2 separate regions of the Homo sapiens genome follow, and region 1 is linked to region 2. A link is a contact called in ENCODE Hi-C data. All regions are on one chromosome and are shown on one strand. Each heading gives the region's core, a stretch centred on a gene start or an enhancer-like site at or near the end of the contact. The rest is flanking DNA. Distances are from core to core; before and after follow the strand shown.

Region 1 (4,137 bases), core at 1,191-3,690, 1.1 Mb before region 2:
GCTAAGATCGTGCCATTGCACTCCAGCCTGGGCAATAAGAGCGAAACTCCGTTTCAAAAAAATAAATAAATAAATAAACAAACAAAAAATAATAATAATATTTAAAATGTTTTTGGACCCCCCGAAATAAACCCCTGAAGGAAAGAAAAGCCAAGATCTACAAGATATTCAGAGTGAAAAACAAGGCTGAATTATCCATTAGGCATAGTGCCTAAGTCCCCTGACATCTTTACAGACAACAAAAAAGTTTTCATTCTTTATAAAACAAAAGGTAGCAGGTTTGGTGGCATGCATCTTTGGTCCCAGCTAGTTGGAGTCTAAGACAGGAAGATCCCCTGAGCCCAGGTGTATTGAGGCTGCAGTGAACTGTGATCACACCACTGCACTCCAGCCTGGGTGACAGAGAGTGATCTTATCTCAAAGATAAAACTTTAATGATTAAAAAAAAAGAGGAGGAAAGTGAATAAAGTGCAACCCAAGTTATATTCATCTTTATATCAATGCAGTCACAAAATATAATTTCAAACACTTTCTTTTAATGGAGGAAGGGCTCACAAAAGCTAAAGTTCTTAAGGCCCACAAAATTCTTAATGATGCCTTCATGGGGAGGGGAAAAAAAGGGTATGTGTAAAACCGTACGGAGTAGGAACAAAGTAGGACAACTCACACTTCCCAATTGCAAAACTTAATACAAAGCAAGAAAGTGTGGTACTGGCATAGAGACAGACATATAGACCAGTGGAATATAACTGAAAGTCTGTAATGAAACCCATACATCTGGGCCGGGCGCGGTGGCTCACGCCTGTAATCCCAGCACTTTGGGAGGCCGAGACGGGCGGATCACGAGGTCAGGAGATCGAGACCATCCTGGCTAACTCGGTGAAACCCTGTCTCTACTAAAAATAAAAAAAAAAAAATCAGCCAGGTGCAGTGGCGGGCACCTGTAGTCCCAGCTACTCAGGAGGCTGAGGCAGGAGAATGGTGTGAACCCGGTAGGCAGATCGCGTCACTGCACTCCAGCCCAGGGAACAGAGTGAGACTCCGTCTCAAAAAAAAAAAAAAAAAAAAAAAACTACGGCCAGCTGATTTATGACAAGTGGCCAAGGCCATTCAATTGAGGGAAAAAAAACATCTCTTTAGGAGATGGTACTGGATAACTGGATATTCACATGCAAAAGAATGACACTGGATGTTATGTATTTTACTACAAAAACAGTAACAAAAATACCATATGTGAGATGTGATGCTCCTTCTGGTGAAGGAGTCCTCTCATGACAGAAGTTGTAGTCATCTTTGAACAGGACGTAAGAGCAGATGTGGTAGATGTGGTGGTCAAGGGATCCCTTCTTTACCTGTTATGATCTCTATTCTTGACTTAATGGCACAGCAACAAGTTTGATGTGTGCCTTCCTGGAATAATGTCCGCCCCCAGCCAGGAAGGCCAATCACCAAGTTCCCCTCACCTGCAGGGAAATGTCATTGATCTGCACATCATCGGTGCTCCACTTCCCAAAGAGCTTGATGTCTGGGGTCTCTGCCACCGCTGGTGCTGCTGTCTCCCACTCGGTCATCCTGGGACAGGGTGATGACAGGAAAAAAACGTCAGAGCTCAGCTAGCATGGAGCAAAGGCGCACTCATTCCCAACTCTGAGGCTAGCCGCCATCTAGTGATGAACTGGGGGGTCGCAAAGGACCAAGAAAGGCCGTGAACGTGTTTTCAAGCACTAGAAAAATTACTCAGCTGTCAGCAAGAAGCATCTGTCTTTCACCTAGAACCCCTGGGCCCAAGACTTGGCAGCCACCAGTCAACAGCTGCTGCACTGGGACCAAGGTATAATGGCTCAGCAGATGCCATACGTCCTCACACTGCATGGGCTGTAATTCAAACCACAATCTCGCGATTTACATGGTCTTTGACCCAAGTCAACGTTCCGTCTCGGACTGTTTCTTTGGCCGTGAGGCGGGACCGTTATATGACATCAAGGACCACGGTAGGTACCGTGTGGCACAATCAACCCAAAGGTTTCGATTCTTGACCGACAGTATGAAGGCTCTAGGGGCTGCTATTACGGGGGGAAAGTTACACAGAGCAAAAGAGGGCATCGTGTCCCTAAGAAATGGAAACTTCCTATCTCAGAGTACAACCGCATAGTTCAAACCAAGTTCCCCAAGCCCCGCTATGGGGAAAAGCTAGAAGCGGCGGAGCACCAGAAAGAAGTCAAGAGTAACTCGGCCCGCGCCCGTTTCTTCTACATTTTCTTTTCCAGAGACAGAAATGAGACCTAATGAGAAAAGGCCCAGGCCGCGGGGCACTATCCCCGAAAGACCATGAACCGTCCCTAGGATCCCCGGCCCCGCGGCGGTCTCACCTGAGAACACAGCCTGAGCGTCTCTGTCACTCGGCGTAGACCACGCGCCGCCCTGGTACAGACAGGAAGAGGCCGCGCGCCGCGGGCCAACACTTTTAACTGGGAAGAAAACTTCCGGGTCAGCACGGGTGACGCTTGCGTAAAAGGCCATCGTGTCCCTATAGACCAATCCGGAGGAAGGTTGTAGAGGAACCTTTTGGGCTAGACGGAATGGGTGCAGCCCAAGCGCATGCGCAGTTGCAGAAGCGGCCCTAGAAGCGTGCCTGGCGGATGTCCGCTACCCCGTAGTTGCCCTGTCTTGTGGGCGCCTGCAAAAGCGCAGAGATTTCCGTGAGACCAACGCAGCCATGTCTAATAAAGAAAAAAGTCTGGCCAGCGCTCGCTTCTTTGTTCAGCTGCTGACCTTAAATCCCACCTGCCGCGGGAGTAGCCAGTTCAGTTCCCTCTGACTCCTCGCCGCGGCCACAGCCGCCTCACCGGCACGCGCCTGATGCGGACCTGGGTTAGCGGAGTGAGGCCCAGTGGTCACCGCCGCCCTCCGCAGGTCCAGGTTGCCGTGCGCATGTGCCTGCCACACGCGGCCCCTCCCCCACCGCCCGGCCCAGGAGCACCACGCTCGCGAGCCCCGGATCCCGAGCCTCTGGCTGGGCCTGTTTCCCTGCTCGACCTTTCCTGCCATACCACGCTGGGTTCCCCCACAGCCTCCGCGCCCTTCACCTCTGCTATGCAGTAATCTCGCCCGTGGAAGAGGGGAGACCGCCGGCACGAGGGCCCGGGGTTGCGGCGGCGGGAGCAGCGCGACCCGTCTCTGGGTGGAGCGCGGAGGTAGCCTACAGGCTACGCGCGGTGTCCGGGAGGAGGGGGTCGGCAGGTCGGGGACCCTTCGTGTTTGTCCTTGTGTCCTCCACGGCCGGGGAGCCCGCGCGAGGGGTTGCAGCCCCCTGCCCTCAGGGCTCACGTCACGAGGCCCTCGTGTCTGCAGACGTGGCTCTCAGGGGTGCCTCTTGAACTGGCCGACCTCTCCAAGGGTCAGAAACGTAGGTTTCTGGCCAAAGGTTGAAAGGAGGGATGGAAGATTTAGCCATGAGATGAAGGAGATTATTCCCGCCAGCACACAATCCCCTGCCCCCCAACTTCTGTCCCTTCCCCCAGCTGCCTCTGAACAGGTAGGGCCTCTGAACAGCTCAGCCCTGGCTGGGAGCAGACAGCGAACCCTCTCACAGGGCCTGAACTATTGCGTGGGATTGAGGATGTGGGCCTTCGACCCGGGGTCCTCATCCGTGCGTGGGGTTGGCACGGTAGTGAGTGCCCCAGCTCACTCTACTCACTTGGCCACCCTGGCAGCCAGTGTGGACAGTCTGCCTGCCCATGACCCCTTCATACCCCTCTGCCTGTCCCAGCCTCTTAGATCTAGGCTCATGAGCAGAACTGGGACTTTCCAGAGGTAGCAACTACTTTGACTGTGTCTCTGCCTGCAGCAGGCATAGACATAACCTTTACGAGGCGACTCCAGGACCACCTGGGGCCGCCCTGTCTCTGATGCCCATCTCTGCCTCCAAGGGGTTATCCCTCCAACTCGGGATCCGAAGGGCCCAGCCACCTGACCCAGGTCCCAGGGCTGGGCCTGCCCCCTACTCCCATCCCTGAGGCGTGCACATAGCAGGTGCCCAGCAGCTGTGTTTCTTCACTGCCTGACTGTAAAGGCTCTTCTTACCCCAATTCTGGGGCGTTTCTGTCCAAATATGCTGAGGACTCCCCACAGTGGGCC
Region 2 (4,693 bases), core at 876-3,375:
CCCGACACTCCTTCATTAGCAAAGTTAATGCACAGTTAATGAGGATGGGAAACATTGAAATACATCCATTTGAGCCACCCTGAAAATATTTTCAGGATTTTTTTTTTTTTTTTTGAGACAGGGTCTCAATATTTTGCCCAGGTTGGGCTTGAACTCATGATCCTCCTGCCTTAGCCTCCCAAGCTGGATATACAGACACATGCCACTGTGCTGGGGTTAGCCACTTGAAATATTTTCATGGACCTGGGCAGAGCAGCATAGTCATAATCACCTACCTCACAGAAGAGTCACCTGAGGTGGTGGCACCTGCCTCAAAAGTGGCAGGGCCTGGACCTGCATCTGCTGCCTCGGACACTTCTGGGCCTCACAGATGCCCATTCTCATAGGAAGAATCCACAACGAGCTATCACTACCTTTTCCTGTTTGAGTCCTACCAACAAGTATCCCTGAGGTCAGGATACTTCAGGAGCAAGGAACAAGAGTCACAGAGGACACAGCAGGTTGTAGCCATGAGAACATGGGCCCCTGACTGGCTATGTCTGTCCTGGCTAAGGAGGAAGGCACATCTAGCAAAAGACCACAAAATCTTGTGTCCCAAGACATGTGTCAGCTGGTATAGGAGAAAACCACTCAGGAAACCACTGTGGAAGCCACACGGGTCCCCTGCGGACTCCTTAAACAACCAATAAACCATTTTTTTTTAGTCCACACAGTTCCACCAGCATGAAATGCCATGACTCCTCATGTCCAAGACCACCTGCTAGAAGGAAGCCTGCTCAACTTGCAAAGTTTACTTTAGGTGTCACCCCCAGGCCTCCCTAACCATTGCGGGCAAAGAAGAGGGTAAAAACACAGGCTGTGATGGTAGACACACCAGTTGTTAGTTTCTGATACTTAAGAGCTACAGTGATGTAAGGCAGGTAATTGAACCTATGTGAGCCTCCAGCTGCTCTTGTGTAAAACAGTGAGGACAAGAGAACCTAATTCTAAGGAGTTCAGGATTAAAGGAGCTGAGGGTTAAATAATGCCTGCCAATCAGCCCACAGCAAGGACTCTTTATGATCAGCTGTCACTCTTTGCAATTATTTCGTTTCTCTTTGTTCACATAACATCCTAGACCAACTCAAACGGCAAGCTTCTTTAATATCGTCAGATTCTCTATACAAAAATGCCACACATTGCCAAAAATGGGCAAGTGCGTAAGGCGCCACTTTAGCCGGAATTGCCAAGAAAGCCACCTCCAAATAGGTGACATCTGGACAGAGGCCAGAAAGATATGAGAGGGAGGCCCTGCGAAGTTATAGGGGCAGTGTTCAAGGCAAAGGGAAGTGCAAAGAGAAAGCCTGGAAAAAGGAAGAAGACTGCACGGTCAGGTTGGTGGCTCTGAAGAGCAAAGGACAAGGGAAAAATGGAGAGACAAGGTCAGGGGTGGTTGGCCAGGTGGATGGGGTAGGGGCTGGCAGGCAACAGAGGAGGTTGGATTTAAGGGAAGTGTGATGAGATCCATGAAGGAAGCATCATTCATCCTTCTACCAAGGACTGAGCACCTGTCGGAGGCCAACACTATTGCAGGACTGCGGATAAAGGAAATGACAAGCTACGGCCACTTCTCTTAAATAAACGACGGCGACAAAGAAACATCCTGTGGCTGTCTTGGCTTCTGCCTGCCCACGAGGCCTCCAGAAGTAGCAGAGCAGCAGCAAGGCCAAAACCTCGTCCACTCACCTGCGCCGAGGCTGCCATCCTGAGACCCTGCAGCCCTAGCGGGGCCCGGGAATGCCGCGGCTCAGCCGACCCCCAGCCCTTCTCTGTCCTGGGCGGGGCGACCTCGGCTGACTTTCGCACTCGGAGCCTCAGTTTCCCCAGAGAAAAATGCGCACAAAGCGGGCGCAGCGTCGGGGCTGAGGAGACGGAGGGCGGCTGCGGAGGCCTAGGCCTCGGCAGGCGCCGGTGGAACACCCCGTTAGGGAAGAAGCGGGGCGTCAGGCTCCCGCCAAGATGCGGAGAAGGCGCGTAACAGCCTCATTACCCTCCCCTGCTCAGGCCGCTGGACGCGCCTACCCAGCGGTCCAGGCCCCACACTGTTCCAGGGCCAATCCTGCTCACGGAGATGACGTCACGCGACGAAGCGGAAGTCCCACCTCCGCCGCCCTGGCCCGCAGAAATCGCCCGTGTCCTGGCCCGTCATTGGCCTAGAGTCCGCGGCCGACGCAAGGGGTGGTGCCTTCTGAGTAAGGCAGTTTTTCCCTCACATCTACCGGGTGTGGGAACTCACCAAGCGCAGCCGACTCCATTTAAGTGCGCACAAGGACCCCCGCGTCGTCTTAGGGCCGCCGCTTTACTATGGGCACAAGTCGGAGGGTCGAAAGGTCCTTTCTAGCTTAGGAAAATTGAGGTCAGGAGGCGGGGATATTCGCCCCGATTGAGATCATGGGCTGGGCCCAGAGCTTCTGGCTCACTTCCCTTATTTTAGGGAGGTAGCTCATATATGTAATCTCAGTGCTTTGGGATGCCAACACAAAATAATTGCTGAGGTCAGGAGTTTGAGACCACCCTGGGCAATATAGTAAGATGTTATATCTACCAAAAAAAAAAAAAAGAGCAAGGCATGATGGTGTACACCTGTAGTCCTAGACACTGGGAGGCTGAAGCAAGAGGATTGCTTGAGCCCAGGAATTTGAGGTTATAATGAGATATGATGAGAGAAAACACACACACATAAACACACTGAGATGCCATCTTATACTGGTCAGAGTGGCTATTATTAAAAAGTAAAAAACCAACAGATGTTGGTATGGATGCAAGGAAAAGGGAACGCTTATATGCTATTGGTGGGAATGTAAATTAGTACAACCTCTATGGAAAACAGTATGGAGATTTATCAAAGAACTGAAAATAGAACTGCCATTTGATCTGGCAATTCCACTATTGGGTATTTACTTAAAGGAAAATAAACCACTATATCAAAAAGATGCCTGTACTTACATGCTTACTGTAGCACTATTCACAGTAGCAAAGTCATAGAATCAACCTAAGTGTCCATCGACAGATGATTGGATAAAGAAAATGCGATATATATATGTATATATATGTATGTATATGTATATATGTATATATATGTATGTATATGTATATATGTATGTATATGTATATATATGTATATATGTATGTATATGTATATATATGTATATATGTATGTATATGTATATATATGTGTATATATGTATGTATATGTATATATATGTATATATATGTATGTATATGTATATATATGTATGTATATGTATATATATGTATATATATGTATGTATATGTATATATATGTATATATATGTATGTATATGTATATATGTATATATGTATGTATATGTATATATATGTATATATATGTATGTATATGTATATATGTGTATATATATATACACTCCATGGAATACTACTCAGTCATTAAAAAAAATCATGGCTTTTGCAGCAATATGGCTGGAACTGGGGGGCCATTCTCTTAAGTGAAATAATTCAGAAACAAAGTCAAATACTGCATGTTATCACTTATAAGTGGTAGCTAAATGATGTATACATATGGAAATAGTGGAATAATAGACACTGGAGATTCAAAAAGGTGGGAGGCATTGCCGGGGACCCCTCACACCATGGTGCTTCACTCACCTACACCACAGCCATGCCACCCCATTGGCACACACTTGCAGGTAGCCCCCCTCTACTGCCCAAGTGGTGCACACTTGCCTGTGGCCTCCCCATCCCCCAGCCACAGTGCACTCTCTGCAGTCCCCACAATGCTCTGCTGGAGCACTTTTGCCAGCAGACTGAGAACACCTCAGCCCCTCTAGCACAGCAGGTGCTTCACCCCAAGCAGCCAGAGAACAAAGCCAAGGGCTTAATCCCCTCTACCCAGGTTTACAGCATGCAGCTCAGGAGTGCTCAGCTGAGCCTTGGCCTGTGAAAGCACCCATAATTGAAACCATGAAACTAAACCCAACTTATACCACAGTAAAACTCCCAAGGGCATCAAATAATATAAAAGCAGAAAGCCCCATCCAAAGGAGAGCAACTTCAAAGATTCAAGGAACATCAGCCCACACATATGAGAAAGAACCAGTGCAAGATTTCTGGCAACTCTAAAGGTCTCCAAACGACTGCACTAGCTCCCTAGTGATGGTTTGGAACCATGCTTAAATGGCTGAAATGACTTAGAATTCAGAGTCTGGATGGCAAGGAAGGAAAAATCCAAGGAAACCAATAATGCAATCCAAGAGTTTAAATATAATATTACCATATTAACAAAGAACCAAAATGGGCTGGGCACGGTGGCTCACGTCTGTAATCCCAGCACTTTGGGAGGCTGATGCGGGTGGATCACTTGAGGTCAGGAGTTCGAAACCAGCCTGACCAACATGGTGAAACCCTATCTCTACTATAAATACAGAAATTAGCTGGGTGTGCTGGCAGGCACCTGTAATCCCAGCTACTCGGGAGGCTGAGGCACAAGAGTCCCTTGGATCCAGGAGATGGAGGTTGCAGTGAGCCAAGATCATGCCATTGCACTCCAGCCTGTGCAACAGAGCAAGACTCCGTCTCAAAAAAAAAAAAAAAAAAAAAAAAAGAAAGAAAAAAAAGAAAGAAAAGAAAAAGAGTCATCAAACTGAACTTCTGGAAATAAGAAATTAACTACAGC

What was found. A loop is a pair of places that touch in the nucleus more often than their neighbours do. Pooled maps may share reads with other maps.
Region 1: a pooled map shows a loop between it and region 2 (8-fold over the local background). The contact joins the promoter of RPS5 here to the promoter of ZNF543 in region 2. A Hi-C loop is called at or near these places in 6 of 50 pooled maps.

Annotation. Positions count from the first base shown.
Region 1 is chr19:58,385,572-58,389,708 of GRCh38, reverse strand. It overlaps RPS5 (ribosomal protein S5), which reads right to left and starts at 2,440. Exons shown (of 6, transcript NM_001009.4): 1 at 2,370-2,440; 2 at 1,464-1,572. The coding sequence starts at 1,571. MIR4754 (microRNA 4754) reads left to right here and starts at 2,851; the gene lies at 2,851-2,939. RefSeq lists enhancers at 2,130-2,179, 2,373-2,667, 3,730-3,799, 3,820-4,039.
Region 2 is chr19:57,317,904-57,322,596 of GRCh38, reverse strand. It overlaps ZNF543 (zinc finger protein 543), which reads right to left and starts at 2,125. Exons shown (of 4, transcript NM_213598.4): 1 at 1,726-2,125. The coding sequence starts at 1,743. RefSeq lists enhancers at 2,027-2,176, 2,187-2,306, 3,232-3,749.